Linked DNA regions of Mus musculus: regions 2 and 3 are each linked to region 1. A link is a loop called in an ENCODE intact Hi-C map of the cell type or tissue named here. Cell type or tissue: left cerebral cortex. All regions are shown on one strand.

The links. Peaks named below come from ENCODE experiments on the same cell type or tissue, not always from the same donor. Only the 100,000 strongest peaks of a DNase experiment are listed, where the experiment ranks them.
Region 2: it touches region 1 in a loop (3-fold over the local background); 25 of 42 quality-filtered maps call a loop at or near these places.
Region 3: it touches region 1 in a loop (4-fold over the local background); 7 of 42 quality-filtered maps call a loop at or near these places.

The regions. Positions count from the first base shown.
Region 1 is chr6:87,521,496-87,523,995 of GRCm38, reverse strand. All of the region lies in intron 1 of Arhgap25 (Rho GTPase activating protein 25), which reads left to right. Among named protein-coding and RNA genes, the nearest start is that of Arhgap25, 11 kb to the left of the region's middle. In left cerebral cortex, a CTCF peak has its summit at 1,559 (motif pointing right); DNase peaks (open chromatin) are centred at 699 and 1,559; H3K27ac peaks cover 1,066 bases.
Region 2 is chr6:87,462,670-87,465,169 of GRCm38, reverse strand. Arhgap25 (Rho GTPase activating protein 25) reads left to right here. Exons shown (of 11, transcript NM_001037727.2): 10 at 1,707-2,239. Among named protein-coding and RNA genes, the nearest start is that of Bmp10, 35 kb to the right of the region's middle. In left cerebral cortex, no CTCF peak of the experiment used is centred here; a DNase peak (open chromatin) is centred at 1,308.
Region 3 is chr6:87,100,522-87,103,021 of GRCm38, reverse strand. It overlaps a transcript of D6Ertd527e not described here. Among named protein-coding and RNA genes, the nearest start is that of D6Ertd527e, 3.0 kb to the left of the region's middle. In left cerebral cortex, CTCF peaks have their summits at 1,262 (motif pointing left) and 1,568 (motif pointing left); DNase peaks (open chromatin) are centred at 308, 748, 1,243 and 1,600; H3K4me3 peaks cover 484 bases; H3K27ac peaks cover 415 bases.

The DNA of each region.
Region 1 (2,500 bases):
ACATTCTTGGCTGTCTGCTGTGCCTCTCGTGTGGAAAGCACCTCCCACCGTGCTACCCCACCCCCCACCTTTCTGAAGAACATCTTCCTTAGCCTCAAGTGGTTTCCATAAGCTGAGCAGATTAAGTCTCGAGGACTGACAGGTTTTTGATGAGCCCTGCCTGCACTCCTCAGCCTTCTCATCAAATGCACCTAGGCAGATCTTGTTTCTAGATGATTCCAGATCCCTTGCTGCTGGACTCCGGTCTCTGGAGCCAGACATTTCTTCACTTCCTTACCTCACTAATCGCAAGTCACCGTGATGACATGTGTTTACCTGTCATGGCCAGACTGTCTCAGCCTGAGTGCCCTGTGCCCCTTCTGAAACCCACCTTTCATCTTTATTTTGGCTCCAAACTGACTCAGCATCTCAGGTTCTCCCTTCTGTCAGCTGGCCTTGGGGTGGGGGCTGTTCAAGGTATTTCGTGTGTTTATCACATTGAAGTTTTGCACAAGGCCATGGCATTTGGGGGTAGAAATGGACGTGGGGAAAACATCTTTAAGCCAGGACTCACTCTTCCTAGACACCAAAAGTCCTTCCAAATTCTTTTCATAGCCTACTTGAAACTGTTGCTGTAGCTTCTTCCATTTTCTTTATGAAATCTTTCCTTCTGCTCACACATTGGAGGCCACATCTGTCACTGTGTTGCAAGTCTCTTCCCAGAATCATGCAAAACCCTTATGTATCCACCCTACGTCCAGCTCCTAAGTTTGCAATCCACACATTTTGGGTGTTCTTCCAACTCTTCCCCTCCATCCCCATTGCCATGTGGGCTCAGTTACCCAGGAAATTGGTCCAGTATGTATCTGGTAGATGCATATCACTGGGTGTTTATTATGCACTGGATAGTCAGCTCAGGACTCTTGCAGATAAAAAGATCAAGATTCTGACAGTTTGTAGAGTACAGCTGCCGTGAGTGGTTTCTGGTCACGACAGGGATGCTGCATACAGGGACTTGCAGGGGGCCTGACCAGGTCAGCTCAGCCACAATTCCAGCCTGAGTCTGGGAGGGACTCCTGAAGTCCCACCTCACCTGAGGAGCTACTGGTAACTGATGGCTGCTGAGGGAAAGACAGCCTGTTCACTTCATAGGCCCACATGCTTGTAGATGATCAGACACTGAGAAACAGCCTATTGACTGCATAGGTCCACGTGCCGGCAATGATTGGACATCTGTACACGTTCTGGCAGCACTAAGTGGGCTTAGAGGGTTTAAAAAAGACAACATGAATCTGGGAAGACAAAGTGGGGGTGGGGAGAATGGGAGGAGGGTGGTCTGAAATTTCTCAAAGAATACAATTTGTTTAAAATATTTCAAAGTGCCTTTTATCTGAGGAAAGAGTCCTATCACACAAAAAAATTCAGACATAGCATAGACGTGTGACTGTCATTACAGCATTTAAAGAAGCAACATGGAGTTTGTTCTGTAAGGCCCAGTGTTGTTGTGTTATCTATCATTCCAGCCCATCTCTAAGAAACCTTCCACTTCCCGACTGCTTCTCACTTACAGCCAGCAGAGGACGCCCACAGACAATGTTCTGTGGTTCCATTGCTCCAGAGAAACTTCATCTGTTTTCCATATACTTCCCCAGAAAGTCCTGGATTTAACCTATTCTCTGAGCAGCCTAAAGCTTCCACAAGGCTCATCTTTTTATGGCCTGAAATACCCAGAACTGTAATGAATGGAAACTGTAAAGGCCCATTTGTCTTCTTAAGTTAAAAGTAAGGTTCCAGATTAAAATATTTCTTGAATGAAAAGAAAAAGATCTTGATTTGGGAACCCAGTCCTTGCAAAGAGATAGGGTTGGGATGGAATTTGAGAATACAGACCTTAAGGACACATTCACATGGGTTAGATTACAAGATCAGCCTTTTGCTACCCCTGACTCTGGACATTACAGAGCAGTTTCTGAAGGGTGTCACTCACTCTGCTTCTTCACAGAGCCCCTGCTACCCAGCACAGGCCAGCCATCACACACTGCGCCACTTCTGACCTCACCTCCGTGACTCCCCTTGCCTGCTACCCAGCACAGGCCAGCCATCACACACTGCGCCACTTCTGACCTCACCTCCGTGACCCCCCTTGCCTGCTACCCAGCACAGGCCAGCCATCACACACTGCGCCACTTCTGACCTCACCTCCGTGACCCCCCCTTGTCCTGTGTCCTCAGTTTACCTCTTCTTTCCATTTTCTCACTCTCTCCCCTGCCACTCTGAACTCCCTGGAGAAAGTCTAACCATTGGGCTGACTGGTTCTACTTCGGGCTTATGCCCATCACCCTAGGTGGCCACTCGCAGAGCCACTGAGACCCTAACTGAATTCTCTGTGCTACAGTTACCTGTGACCAGTAATGATAAAGTTCAGAGATGTGCATCTCCCAGTGCTGCAGGCGAGGGAGTTCAGAGTGAAGGTTTTAGCACTCCTGGGAACGGGGAAACCTATTACATATACATAGCACTA
Region 2 (2,500 bases), 59 kb after region 1:
TCCTCAGAGCAGGGATGTGTCCGTGTAGTCTTTCTCATTCCCTGATAAGCTGCCCCGGCAATGTCAGCCCCTCGCTTGGACAGAAGGCCTGGTGATCACGTTCACAGAGTCGCTAGACTCTGCAGTCTCCAATGGGTAGACTATTAGAGGGCCCCAACTCACAAAGGTCAAATATTTTCATGTATTTACAGGAACAAATGTTTTTTAAAAGAATCTGTAGACTTTTTATAGCAGCTTGCTTTAAAAAAAAAATGGGGCCAAGTAATAAAATTCAAATATCTAGCTGACCAAGAGAGCTACCTATGACTCCGTTAAAGATGGGGGTTGGGGTAGGGCAATAAATTGTGGTGGTTGTAGTTTTGTTTTAGATGGGTTTTGTATGGCCACGGGCATCTTACTAGAGCTCTGAACTGAGTTACGATTTAAAGTTTTGTTAACCAGTCACCCACAGTCCTTGACAGCTAAGGTGTTGCTCCTTCAACAGTAGCCTGTGACAACAGGACAATAGTCTATGCTGAGCAAGTAATCGAATCAGCTCCACACCCCGACTCTGGGGACAATGCAGTGCACATGTACTTTGGTTGAGGATCTGAGGCAAGAGAGTTTGACCAAGGTGTCAGCACTAGCATACTCTAGGGCAGGGCTGCATGCCTCAGGTCCTATTCCCACTGCAAGAACACACGCCACAACTGAAGCACGGGATGGGCTAGGAAATATCCCAGCCCCCGACTTTCCCATCTTAAGTGGGAAATGATTTTTTTTTTCATTTTGTTTTTTTTTTTCTTTTTCTTTTCAATTTGGTTTTATATACAACCACATGGTTCAAAACAAAACAAAAAACCCAAATCATAGGAAGGGATTGGCTGACAAGTGTAGGGCTACTTAGGAGAGGAGAGGTTCATGCCAGTGTGTGGTTGGCGGTTACAGTTCACAGCGGCAGAGAACCCATGGCAGCGAGGGCTTGAGGTGCTGGGCGCAGTGGCTCCACAGTCAGGGAACAGAGAGGTGAATGCTGTCACCCAGTCCCTATTCTCCTTTCTCTTCAGTCCAGGATTGGTTCTGCCCACAGGTAATGTGGGTCTTCCCACCTCTGTTATTCCAGACATTCCTGGCTGCTGCCCCAAGAGGATCGTTTCTATAGTGATTCTAGATTCTGGCAAATTGAATGTCTCCTTGAAGTTCTTTGCTGGCTTCTTCCTGGTCATTGATCTTTTCCTTTCCAATCAGTATACGCTTGGAACAGCACAGGGAGTTGCCAGCAGGAGACCTTTATTGCCTGTGGAACACTTCGCAAAGCTTGCCAGCTTTTCACTTAGCATATGGTGTTTGTGTGGTTTTGTTCTTAATTTTGGAGGTTGTAGAAAGACGTTTCTTGGAGTTTGCTGAACTTCTCTTATGGGTCTCGGGCTCTGAGTCACAACTGACAAAGCCTCCCAAGTTCATGAAAGGCTCCTAGCTCGAGATTTTTACACCAACCAAGCAAATGGTTTTATCCCATTCTTCCTCTCTAGATCTTGAATGGCTAGAGTCCCTGAACTGTAATATCCTCTTGGCAAGTTATCACACAGAAAATTAACTGAGGTGATGTACTGAGGGTGTCACAGGTGTGTGACCAGGAAACACTTCCTTCCTGGTCTCTAATCCTTAGGAGTGTGGCACACAGAAGAAAAAAAAACTTATATAACGTCCATGACTATTTTTTTCAGGCAAGTAGTCCTGATGCCACCAGTCCCACTGGACCACTGCCCAGTGACCAGCATCAGGAAGACAGCGGAAAAGCCCCCAGGGAAAACCCAGGAGACTGGAAGATGCAATCCCGTAAAAGGACTCAAACGCTTCCCAACCGGAAGTGTTTCCTGACGTCCGCATTCCAAGGCACCACCAGCAGTAAACTGGAAATCTTTAAAAATGAGTTCTGGTCTCCATCTTCAGAGGCTAAGGCAGGAGAAGGGCACAGGCGAACTATGTCCCAAGACTTGCGCCACCTTTCCAATGACCAGCGGACTTCTACCTACGATAATGTCCCCACCTCACCACAGTCCCAAGGGAACCCAGCAGGTGCACTCTCTCCCCCTGCCAGTGACTCCAAGAGAGATGCTCTTGTTAGCACAGACTCTGAAATGGAGGCTGGAAGCAAGAACTCTGGCGAGGATGACCTTGATTCTCTGCAGAGGACAGTCCAGAGCCTACAGAAGGAAATAGAAACCCAGAAGCAGGTCTATGAGGAACAGATTAAAAAGTAAGTCATGTGCAGAGGGCCACGTGCACTTGACTTCTGTGTTTAGTAGGAAGGATACTGTCCCCACCTTCCAAAATGTCACGGTATAAAGGGGACAGAGCATTCTGTAGCAGCCAACCCTAATAAAGGACCAAGGGAGAGAGAGGTGACAGGTGAGTTAGTGAGAATCCTTACACTTCCGATGAGGTCCATGGAAACATAGATATGAAACCCACGTAGCCTCAAGGGTGAATATGTGCAACTGAGTTGGGGAATTTCCTT
Region 3 (2,500 bases), 420 kb after region 1:
GTTCCCAGCCCTCAAGGCCAGGAGACAGAGCTACACCTGAGACCATGGCTCCTAACCTCAGGAAGTAGACCACTGCTACTACTCAGAATCCATCAGAAGGTGAGGATGGAAGAATCTGGCCTTTCTCTCCATCACCATCATTCATGGAGAAGCAGGCACTTGTCACACACACACACACACACACACACACACACACACACACACACCAGAGCTCTAGGGCAGGCAGCCTGCTTACCTCAGAGTCATCAACATTCTTTGTGGGTCCCTAATGGACTGTGGACTGGGAACTGTCCCAGCCTCCCTGACTTCAGCTATTCTCCGGATGCCAAAAGGACTAGAAGCCAGAAAAAAAAAAAAAAAGCGTGGTGAGAACAAAGACTGAGAAAAATACGTGCAAGAGGCTCTCGGTCTTGCCTTCAGCTCTTGATCTCCAAAGCCTTAGGAAGTGTCAGTCAGGTGTCAGATACACGGCAGTCAGAGGACACTGCAGCTGGTGTCCTGGGCTCTCCTCCCAAAGTCAGTCCAAAGAAACCTCTGATCCATAACATGCAAGGGTCGAGCACAAAGAGGAAGGAGGGGGCCTGTGCTGGCTGCTGCGAGGGAGCTCCAACACCTAGGACTTTAGTAGCCAGCTTGCAGCTGCTCCTCTTCCACAGAAAGCCAGATTCTCCTGGGTAATAGTCACCTCCTGCTTCAGTTACAGAGACAGAGAGAAACCCACAGAGCAGGGAGGGAAGGGCCTGGGTCCAGGTACAGTTTCTGCTCAGAGCTGGGTGGAGACAGCAGGACCTATAGACTGCTGGGCCTCTGTGCTCAGAGAACTTGGACTGCTCTGAGCCAGGGGTGGGGCCTTCCAAGGGGAGGGTGACTTGGAAGTCACCAACCGCAAAGAAGGTGTGCCCCCTCCCCCTACCTCTATGGCATTCACGTCTGCCCACAACTTCTACATCGAGGGACGATATGGCTTCACAGTGTCCTGCAGGGAACCCAAGGTGGGCCTTTGCTTCTATGCAAGATGATTTTCTCAGAAAAAGACAAATTCTGGAGTAGGTTTAAATTATGAACAGAAACTGTCTGGAATGTATTTAGTTTTGGAGGGGAAAACAGAAGCTGGGATAATTAGAGGAGGGGGAAGACAGTGGAAAAGGATGATAAAGACAATGTATATGAAATAACACTTTTCATAAGTGTAAGAAAATGTCACAATGTAGGTCTTGCAGGTTCGGGCGCCCCCTTGCGGCCATGTGCTCCCTGCAGCTCTTGGTCCCCAGGGACATCAAGAACCTTAACTGAGCAAGGCTGTGGGAGCCCAGGACCCTCTTAAGGGAACCTACAGTTCTCATACAGGTAAAGGAGGCTACAGGCGAGTTGGGATGTGGGGACAGCGTTGTCTCTCCCTACAGGAAGAAGGTCCGAGGAGAGGAGCAGGGGGCGCAGGCTGTGTTCTTAGCCGGGTCTGCAGCCCCTGATGCTAGCCAGGGTTCCTTCCAGGTGGGTCTTCCTGCCCTGGATTGTCTTGGCGTCCCAGCTCTTTCAAGGGATGCTACCCACTGAGATCAGGGGGCTCTGTCCCCCTCCGTGGTTTCCAGGACTGGTAGGGTGCTGCCCCCTGCTGACCAACTTTCCGTGAAAGAAGCTCCAAGCTGTCCCTTCCTGAAGCCCTCTTCATGGCCATACTCCCTGAGCAGTAAGTACAAGAGGGCCCCAAGAATCCAGAAAATAGCATTTTTCTGGGTCCGCCACACCTGGAGAACTGCGGTTGCTGAAACCTCGGGTACAGTTCAAACAGGAGTGTTGGAGTACTCCCTCCCCACCCCCTACCGGTCTCTGCCCCTTCTCTCTTTTCTAAAGCTCAGGTCTGAGCAACATTGTCGCAGCTCCATTACTGCCCTTTCCTCACACAGTGACAGTGGCTAGACAAGGGGGTAGCAGTGCTTGCTTCCTATAGGCAAGCACCTTCCCTGGAGGCGCCTCAGATCCTCAGGCAAACCGCTTCCGTGTGGTTCTCAGATTGGCCACTTAGACTAACCTACCCGTAAGATTTATAAGGGTCATCTATTTTGACATCTTAAAGCAACAGTCTTTCCAGTTAATGATGAAGTGTTGACTGACCATAAATGAGAAGAGCGATGAGTGACGTCACGGTATTCCGGCCCTGTCTTCCCTAAAGGACTGTGACCACAGGAGTGGCTTCTTTGGATAATGCAATGCCTGTACTTAGAAATGGGCCCTCACAACTTCCCAAGGGCCTAGGGGTCCCAGAAGACAAAGACCTTGGGAGGGCAGTAGGATACTCCCAGCTTCTGGACAAAATGCAAATGTGTTTACTCCAGCTGTTGAAGTTTCTGGCCACTTTCTAAGTTCCCAGGTCAAGGACGCCGAAAAGCACTCCACTCAGAACCTAAATTTCTAAAACTGTGGAATGTGTAGTTTACAGGCAGGGCACTTACCCAGCCTGTGAGGCCCCGATCCCCAGAACTGGCATAAGAGAACTGTCCTT